2 separate regions of the Homo sapiens genome follow, and region 2 is linked to region 1. A link is a contact called in ENCODE Hi-C data. All regions are on one chromosome and are shown on one strand. Each heading gives the region's core, a stretch centred on a gene start or an enhancer-like site at or near the end of the contact. The rest is flanking DNA. Distances are from core to core; before and after follow the strand shown. Region 1 holds the start of TIMM21 (translocase of inner mitochondrial membrane 21). Region 2 has its middle 140 kb from the start of PTGR3.

Region 1 (5,013 bases), core at 1,521-4,020:
ATGCCGGGCTAATTTTTTTGTATTTTTAGTAGAGACGGGGTTTCACAGTGTTAGCCAGGATGGTCTCGATCTCCTCACCTCCAGATCTGCCCGCCTCCGCCTCCCAAAGTGCTGGGATCACAGGCGTGAGCCACTGCACCCGGCCCCAATTGCACATTTTTAAGGTCCACATAATTAACAAATCAGCAAGTTCTATTTATGTTTTTATGCGAATCTATACGTCTACAAGGTTAAGTGTAGACATACACTGATACATTTAGCAAGATAAATTTAGTTTGAAAACACTTTTTTTCAAGTGACAGGTTTTTGTCTGATAGCTTTCAATAAGTCCAATATTTTAAAAACCTAATGACTGTGCTTCATTTTAAATATCTGGCAAATCAAATAAATTACAGCAGGTACAAATTAAGCCAACTTAATACGCTTTCTGCTACACTTCTTACAGTTTGTGATATTTATACATATTCACATTTTGTGTTAAAAGGGAACACTGATTCCTTAACAACATCTAATTTTCCACAGCGATATATTAAAATAACCACCTGCTTTGACCATAGTCAATCATTCTATTTTTAGCAGCGGACTTTTCTTTACCAAAAATAATGCATACATTTCCAAATCAGCTTGAAATGCAGGTTCCCATGCCAGGCATAATGACAGGCCCTCTAATTATATCAATCCAGGAAGTTCACTCAACTTACAAAGGATAAAAGATTCATCATATAAAAATCATTCTGCTTCCCCCTAATAGAGCACTATGTAAAGACTAATTTTAGTAATAGCAGCAAATTGATTAAAAGTTCAAGTTTCCTATTTAAATTCCTGCTTTTTCTCCTACATAAAAGAATTTTTGCAGGCATTGTCACCATTCTATTTGTGACAAGGCTTGTGGTATGTCTAGCATTATAGGTATTCAATTAAGAACTATTATCACAGCACTAAGCAACAGGGCTGGGCTTCTGAAAACAGGTAAGTGGAAGTAATGGAGACCTAGAGAGGACACAGGACATAGTTCTGGAGATTCAGGGGGAAAAAACAAGTAGTTCAACTAGTATGTAATAGACTCCCTTTGTGTGCTTAAACATAGACCATTGGTTTATTAGAAGGCAAAATATGCATGACTTTCCCTATTTATAAATCAAGGAGTCTTACAAGCAGAAAGATAATCCTCAAGAATGTAAACCATTCTTGGCATTATCCCTCCATCTGTAAACTAACTGCAGTGATGGGTACACAGCTAGGGAACAGCTCACGATATAATGAGAGGGATTTCATAAGGTACCATTATGCATGCTGATACTTCTGATGCACTGGCTCATTTTACTTCTTCACGCTGAAGATGCTTCTGGAAAGCAGATGAGCAAGACCTGGCAATGTAGATGGCAACTTAGCCTTGACGTTGGAGGTGCAGAAAGTGCTGCCCCCCACCCGCCAGACCAACCTGCCTGCCCGAGGTATCTGCTTGGGGGATGAGGGTGTCAACTGATAAGGTTTTGATGAACAGACTCTACTTCCCTAAGTTGTAAGGTCATGAAAAACACGAAGGGAGATTCTTGGTTACAGAAGAGCGAAAATACGAAGGCAGGGGCGGAGCACACGTGAATTTAGGGCACGCATCCCGGAGAAACGACCTCTTGGACCTGCACCTGTCCTGGCAGGTGCGCGCATCCCCGGCCACAGGCGCCGCAAGAAAAAATATTTCCCCGAGAGGCTACTCTATTTGTGTCATAACTTAGGGTACCCCACGTTGCAGGGTAGAAAGGATTTCCTCCGGTCGTTCTTCCATACCCTTCTCACGTTGAAGACGGCCACGGGCCTTGCGCCAAGCTGGACGAATAAAATACACGGTGAAGAGAGCGGGGCCGCGCAGTGACGGGCTTCCCGCCAGGGGACCCCACCCGCAGGCCCTACAGTCACCTGCACCCAAAGGCCCTGGCGCGCCCCCGGGCCGCGCCACCGCCCCTGCTGGGCCCGCGCAGCGTCTGGAGGCCGAGCCAGTGCTGCTGCAAGATCCGACCGCGTCCAGTCGCCATAGAGACAAGGAGTTCACCACAGGACCGCGCCAGGGCTGAAACGAAGAGTGCACGCACCGCCCCCACGCCCGCACGTCGCCACACCCCTTATGCGCATGCGCGCGTGAGCAAAAGTAACGGTATGCCCACCCTTGCGCAGACGGCACCGCGCCAGACACCCGCTCACAGAGCGGGCTTCTAGAAACTTCCGGGCCTCGGCTTCCTTACCCACCCCTAACATTCTGCCGCCTAGGGCGCCAAGCCAAGTTCGCGGCTTAACCATTTAGGAAACCGGTGCCTGCTTTGCAGCGGCCTCGTTCATCCCCACTTGCTGACTCTTTATTGTCCAGTTTTTCTGAAAACACAGTAAAACGCAAAAACTAAATCATTTGCCCACGCGGAATTGGCAAGACCACAGTCCAAGGGGGTATTTCCCACTGTGCACAGTCCTCTCTATAAGGATCAGGAAAACACGTAGATTGTAACTGCTAATTTGGCTTTTGCAAGTCCCGCCTGAACCACGTAGGGTGGGTGGTACCAATTCCCCCACCAACACCCCACTTTCCGCCGCTCCAGGGACGCGCAGCGTCTGCGCCGACGCTGGGCGCGGAGGCGTCTGGGGGCGCGGGAAGGACCTGCGCCGTGCTCTGGCCGCCTTGAATTGTGGGAGATGTAGTCTCTTTTGCGCGCCTCTTTGCCGTATCCCAGTTAAGAGCGAGGTTTTCAAACTACTATTCCCAGGAAGACGGGGGTTTCCCAGGTGACTTTGCGAAGGCATGGCGGGGACACTGTGAATGTCAGCCCAGAAGGTGATCAGAGCCTGTTAATTAAAATGGAAAGAAGACAGAAGGGAAGGTAGACATCAGGTTCTCCCTGGAGACTTTTCGTTTTCATTTACGCTGCGGAAACTGACGTTTTTGCCTAACACCCCATGTAATGTAAACGTATAGGCTTGAGTACGTGTCCGGCCGCATGTGTAGTGAACCCTAAAGCTTTCCTAATTGTAGTTAGCATCGTCCCTAAGCGGAACGATTTTCCGTGAACATGATTTGTACTTTTCTACGAGCCGTACAGTATACGGAGAAGCTGCACAGGTCCTCGGCAAAGCGATTGCTTTTGCCATACATCGTGCTTAACAAAGCGTGCTTGAAGACTGAGCCCAGTTTGAGATGTGGGCTTCAATATCAAAAGAAAACGCTGCGACCTAGATGTATTCTTGGAGTCACCCAGAAAACCATCTGGACGCAGGGACCGAGCCCCCGAAAAGCAAAGGAGGATGGCAGCAAACAAGTGTCTGTGCACAGGAGTCAGAGAGGGGGAACCGCCGTCCCAACATCACAAAAAGGTAAAAAGGAGTACTTTAATGATTGGGCTTTCAACAGACATGACAAGAGCTGCCAATGCCCTTTTATACCAAGTTCACTGCTAAAGGTGAAAAAGCAATTCACATGAATTTTTAAAAACCGTTTAAACATAATTTAGAACTAGAACATATAGATCTACAGTTTTCTTCACAGATTGGAACTCAGATGTGAAAGTTGATCTTGAATTTGATATAACTTTTTTTCATTATGTTTGGGAAATTTTTCTCAAGTTATATTGGCTCTGTTACATATAATAAAGAGTAATTGGATAGGATAAAAAGAGAGAGAGAGAGATTATTGACTCATAACTGGTAGGGAAAACTTTCACATGTTACCTGCAGTAATAGAAAAACATAAAATAGGGAGGATGGAATGTAAGTTGTCAGGGAAAGTCAGAGATGTATTCACAGATATTTTAAGATTTTTTTTTAATGTCTTCATTTCGCATGTGATTTGTAGGAAAAAAAAAGACAAAGCAATTTAGACCGCCATGATTATACCACACGAAGATGACTATTTTTAACATTTTGCACTTTCATACACATACCTTTTAATAATTTTTAACCCAAAAAATTGGATCATACCAATTGTTTTAGAGTCTGCTGACTATGCCAAAAACCTAGCTTTTCATTCATACTAGTTCAGCACGAAGGAACAACCTGTATGCAGAGGTGAAAGGCATAGAAGTGGCAAACAGCATGTGCATCAGGTCATCTGGCTCAGGCAACAGTGCTCATGCTTGCACTGCACACCAGGCCTGCTTAGGGACCCCTTCCCTCATCTGCACCCCATTCAGACGTGACAGTCCTTGTGGCTGAGTGAATTGATGGGAGCAACATTCCCAAATATGGAATATGCTGCGTCCAGAATTCAAACAGGCCTATGAAGCATTGTGGTAGGAGGTATAGGGTACAATTGTCTTTTACTTGGGAGGGCATGTCTTGGCACGCCCCAGTGTAGCCCCACGAGGTCGGCTCATGTGTTGATGAGCCTCTGCATCTTTGTTGGACCCACCTCTCACACTTGCAGCTTCTCTGACCAAGCCTTCTAACACACTTGCCACTTGTTACTTATGGGCTCTAACATGATGGCATAAATATAGTAGACAAATGTGATATTCTCCTGAATGTCCAGAACAGCATTATTCAAATAAAACTTTCTGCATAGAAATGTCCTATATCTGTGCTGTCCATTTGGGTAGTTCCTGGCCACTTGTAGCTATTTTGAGCACTTGAAATGTTGCTAAAACTTGTGACTGAAGAACTGAATTGATTTAATTTTAATTAATTTAAAATTGAACTGAAATAGCCATGAGTGGCAAGTGGCTACTGTATTAGACAGCCCAGGTCCAGAAGGTTTCAGTCCCTTAAGACTGTTATGATAGAGGGTGAGAGAATTAGCAAATCCTGGGCAGGATCATAAACATACACTGTTATTATCTGTTTCATGTTACTACAGACTACTGCTGCTGCTTCTGAATAGAAGGCGTTCTTCAAAGCAATGGCCAATACCATGAGATTGTGTTAATGCATTCCCCTGTAAAGTTACCATTTGTGGTATTACATGTGTACCCCGGCTGCCACTTGGTTGAGTTTGCAGTTAACCACTGTCATTCTCCAGCACCTATTTGTGTTTTG
Region 2 (4,465 bases), core at 1,241-3,740, 920 kb after region 1:
GGAAGAGAATTAGGGAACAAGAAAGGTCATTCATTTAGCAAACTAAAAATCTGTAAGTTTTCACTTCTTTGGCTGTTTAATATTAGCCCATAATTTAAGAGAGCACACAGCTCACTTAAGCAACCTCCTCCTGTTCCATCTTGTTGAAGAATACAATTCGTTTTCTCCTCCTCTAGGGTGATATCATTTTACATGAAGAAAAAAGTTCTCTCGGATGGCAGTTATACGTTTCGGAAGCACCTTCTAATCAGGGATGGGTGATTCATTATTAGCTTCAGCAGGCGATCCATCTGACATGTAAGGGGAAAAAATTAGCAGCTGTCACGGCATGATGAGTTAATTTCCTGATGGGCCTGACACCGAAAAGCCATTTGGAGACATGGCAGAGGCTGACAAGAAAACCTGGCGCTGCTTTATAATTGGAGATAAAGAAAGGGCAGAGAAACAGGCCGAGGATGGCCCCCAGGTCTGCAGGCTGGGGGGTGCCTGTGAGCTCTGCGTGGTCGTGGCTATGGCCTGAGGCCGTGGCCCTGGCTGGCTGTGTCCAGGTCCGGGGTGGTCGCCACTGCTCCCTCTGGGATGAGAGTGGCCCGGGGCCTGGCATTCTCCCCAAGAGGCAGAGCGTGCCTGCTGGCCTCCTTTCCATGGTCACCTTGGCGATTTTCATAACTGGAGCTCAGGATTCCCATTGTGGGATGACTTTTCATCACTATGAGAAAGTAACCCATTAAGTAAATACCATGGAAACCCAGGCAGGCGGGAGTGGTGGGCCTGGGGCAGCAGGCGGGATTCAGTCTGGCTTCCCTCGCCCCCCGCCTTCAGCTGCACCTCCACAGGGCATCCATTGCAAACCCAACAAGATGAAAAAAACACTGTAAGAAATATCCTGAAGATGGAAATTAGAGAAATCAGCATTATGAAGCCAGCTTTGAAATACCAGGCTGGATGTGCTGGTCTTCACTGGGTGAAGGAGGTATCTGCTGAAGGCTTAGCATGTGGGCTTCTAGAATCCAGGCCCCACGTCTGGACCCTGAAACCCTCTGGTGAGAAAACAAAGAGGCCCAGCCCGTTACAGGCTGGGACACGTCGATGACTCTTGGCTTTCTTGGACTCTGGATCTGTAAAATCGACAAGGCAGAGGTGGGTCTTGAACCTCATGTTTGAGAAGTAAGCATGAGGGAAAGAACCTTCCACCCAAATGCCTACACCCTGCAGTCAGGACACAACTCTGCTTTTCTCTAGGCTGGACTCGAAGGATGCCCCCCTAAAGAGCTCACCAGCTGGAGACAGAAGACAGCCGTGGTCACAAAGCCCATTACCAGAATTAAATAAATCCGTTCTAAATCTCCCAGGCAAAGAATCATTTACTTCCTCCATGGCCCTGCATTTTCAATACCTTTTAATAAATTCTTTTAAAATGACCTAATTTCAACATGGCTTTCAACTTCATAAAAAGACAATTTATAACCAGGATAAACATGAACCTAGGACATGCCATTTCAGTCCTCTCCAGGATCTCACGTTACGCTTCAAATAACTTTTTAAGTGGAAGAATAAAAACCAACACAAAGTCAAGGTTTGTTTTTTAATTTCCACATTGAGCTCTGGTTTGAGCCTGAGCTTTCCAAGGCTGATCTGGGCTCCCTGCTTGTCCCGCCGGCGTCGGGCCCCTCCTGTGCAGGAAGCCGTCAGGGAGCCCCAGTTAGGAAGGGATCTCCCAGAGCAGGGCCACCTCTGTCCTCGCCTCCACTGCGCCACAGAGCCCCAGCAAATCTGCAGAGCTATCATGACTGATCTGTAAATAGGGCCATAACCCACGAATACAGTCTACCCCCAGTCTGGGCTCCCCTCTTTCACCTGTGCTCCTGCCGCAGTTGAAGGAGATAGAAGACGTTTTCATATCAGGATTGCAACATACGGCCCGTGGGAGAGGATGGTGATCCTAACCTATGCCTGGAAACGACGCTGCGAGTGACTTTTCTGGTAAGGGTCGGGACTCACAGTGATTGTCCAACGCGCAGTCTCTCACCCGTATTCAGAATGTCCTGGGAAACAGGCGGGGCTCTGGCTACGAGGCCACATATGTCCCACCTCCCCTGACCCCCCGCATGTCACAGGGCTCAGGTGCCTTTTCCTTTATCTCTAATTCCAGCTGTAAGCTCATGCCCCTGCACACAGCCTCTGCGTGTTCATCTTCAGGCCCTGAGCTTCTTGTGCAGCTAGGTAGGCGCTCAGCAAGTTACTTTAAATGGGTGGATAAATACATGGATTGTCAATTCGTCATCAGTTTTTCCTGTTTGCTTACTCACCTTCCTCTCTGTTGGTTTAGTCATAATGTTCTCAAATAACAAAAGCCTTTGGCAGGAATTGAATCAGATGAATGCACCGTGAACACACTGTCTTTTGGTCACGCTGGTTCAGAGCACGTCCCTCTACCTACTTCCACCTTTTTCAAAAACATTTCTTGATGAGCAGGGCCCTGAGACCAAACTTCACGGCAGACGCTGGATCTGAGTCACACTGTCTTGTCATGTGTGGTCAGGTGACCTGCAGCTTCCACCAGCAGGAAGAGATGCTGGGAGAGGATTTCCTCTTCACTCGCAGTCATCGTCATCTGAAGGGAAGCCTGCAAGTTCGTTCTGTTTCTAGTAAGATTTGTCTTTGCTTATGTCCTGGCTTCTTCCTCGCCCTGCAGACTTGGGCCAGTGCTGTTCACTGCACAGTTATTCTTTCCTCGACGTGCCGTGCAGAGAAGGCTGGTGTTTTGGGTAGTCTTGAACAATGGGGACTTCCTCTTCTCTAGAGAGAGCTCTTTGACTATAGGCAGGAAATGCTGCACGGGAGCCTGGTTAGCAGGGGTGCTGTGGGCCCCGGGCTGCAGGGCCTGCTATGCATGCAGCAGCATCTCGTGACGGGTCATCTCCTGGTGCGTCCTGTGATGAAGCAGGTGCGCCACAAGCCAGAGAGGAGCACCAGAGGGGAAAATAACACCCTGTCCATCTGACTGCAGAAGGCATGCCCCTCACATCTCCGTGCCTCTGCAATCGAGACACAGCGAGAGTGTCTCAGATGTAACGAATACCATAAATCTGTGTAAAGCAAGTCCTGGGGGAAGAAGAAGTATGGGGTCTCCCTTGGAAAGGACAACAAATATGCCACAGAATGGCACCCAGCACCCCTGAGGTGAGCCCAGCAGGCTGTGGACGGTGCTGAATTTCCAGTTACTTCTTAAGGCCTAAAGAAGATGGCTCAGCATGCTCCTGGCCTCTAATGCATTTGGAGTGGGGCAAAACACACACCTTCTCAGTGAGAGGGACTCAAGAGGTCCCAGAGGTGCAATCCTAAAATGGACAGGCTGCTCTTGGAGAAAAGGCGCCCTCCAGGCCTGGAAGACTCTAGCAGAGGCTGGTGGGCTCGATAGAGACACACAGTCTAGAAGGGCGTCCTCGCCGGGCCCGCCTGGCCCTGGGGCCACCAGGGCGTGTTCTGCAGTTCTGGGAAGCGGATCTGCTGACTGGGTCCTGAGCTGAGAACCGTGACTTCATTCCAGGCCTTCGATTTTATGAATAAGAGCTGGCCTCGAACTGCTGTGATGTCAGAGGAGTCACCTGTGCATCCTGAGGCTAGTGGGTCCTCTACAGAGTGAAGGCTGAGAATAGATAGACCCTAATATTAACACCAGCTCTAAGCCCTTTGATGATGTGAACAAGTCTCAGCGAGTGTCCGTGAATTGTTGAAGGAGAGTATCAGAAAGACAACACGGTCTGGACGTGGCAGTGATGGCAAAGTGTCCCCAAAGAAGCTGAAATCCATATAAGGTGGCCTTCTGACAGGTGCGTAGCGAGTCTTAGTTACATTGAGGGCAGAACGTCTCCCAGAGCAGCGAGCGTGGACTGTAACCTGACTGAACACATTCAGGAACCTGGAGAGAGGACGCCAGAGCCCGTGGGTGGCCGTGGGAGGACAGGGGAAGGAAGGCTTAGAGAAGCAGCCGCAGACGCTCACGGCAGGGCCGTGCAGGCAGAGGCATGTGGCCGAGGCCCCCACACTCCCTGCACGGAGAGGCTCCCAGCAGCCCAGTCCTCTGCCCTGGGGGTCCTCAGCCAGGTGGCCTGGCCCCAGGGGACAAGTGGCCATGTCTGGGTTGCCACAACTAGATGTGTGGTGGGTGGAGGCCAGGCCACTGCTGAGCCCTACGGTGCCCGGGATGACACAGCCCCTGTGCACCAGAGTCCGGGGAGACCCGCCCCAGGTCCCTGCCGCCTATGTGCCCTCATCTGGGCTGGCTGTGTCACTGGGCGCCTCCAGTAAGAATGTGTGGCTCTATGTCTAATGCAGAAATCAGCTGGCCTGCTGGCATTAGCTCCACTCCTCTGAGGGAAGGAGAGAACTGGGATTCGCTGCACACCAGGGTAACGCATCCCCGCCTGGGCGCACTTGCACGGCCAGGTGAAACCCTGGATAT

What was found. A loop is a pair of places that touch in the nucleus more often than their neighbours do. Pooled maps may share reads with other maps.
Region 2: a map of naive thymus-derived CD4-positive, alpha-beta T cell shows a loop between it and region 1 (9-fold over the local background). The contact joins the enhancer-like site here to the promoter of TIMM21 in region 1. A Hi-C loop is called at or near these places in 2 of 168 maps with a recorded cell type or tissue (CD4-positive, alpha-beta memory T cell and naive thymus-derived CD4-positive, alpha-beta T cell) and 8 of 50 pooled maps.

Annotation. Positions count from the first base shown.
Region 1 is chr18:74,145,753-74,150,765 of GRCh38, forward strand. It overlaps TIMM21 (translocase of inner mitochondrial membrane 21), which reads left to right and starts at 2,771. Exons shown (of 6, transcript NM_014177.3): 1 at 2,771-3,357. The coding sequence starts at 3,057. It overlaps FBXO15 (F-box protein 15), which reads right to left and starts at 2,082. Exons shown (of 10, transcript NM_001142958.2): 1 at 1,918-2,082. The coding sequence starts at 2,033. RefSeq lists a silencer at 1,812-1,961 and enhancers at 2,652-2,771, 2,802-2,851, 2,932-3,021, 4,765-5,013.
Region 2 is chr18:75,068,626-75,073,090 of GRCh38, forward strand. No RefSeq gene overlaps it. Among named protein-coding and RNA genes, the nearest start is that of PTGR3, 140 kb to the right of the region's middle. RefSeq lists enhancers at 1,694-2,893, 1,754-2,254, 2,543-2,692, 3,973-4,465. Within about 2 kb of position 2,491, at least 28 of the 41 ENCODE cell types and tissues checked have a DNase peak (open chromatin) inside an H3K27ac peak, as active enhancers do.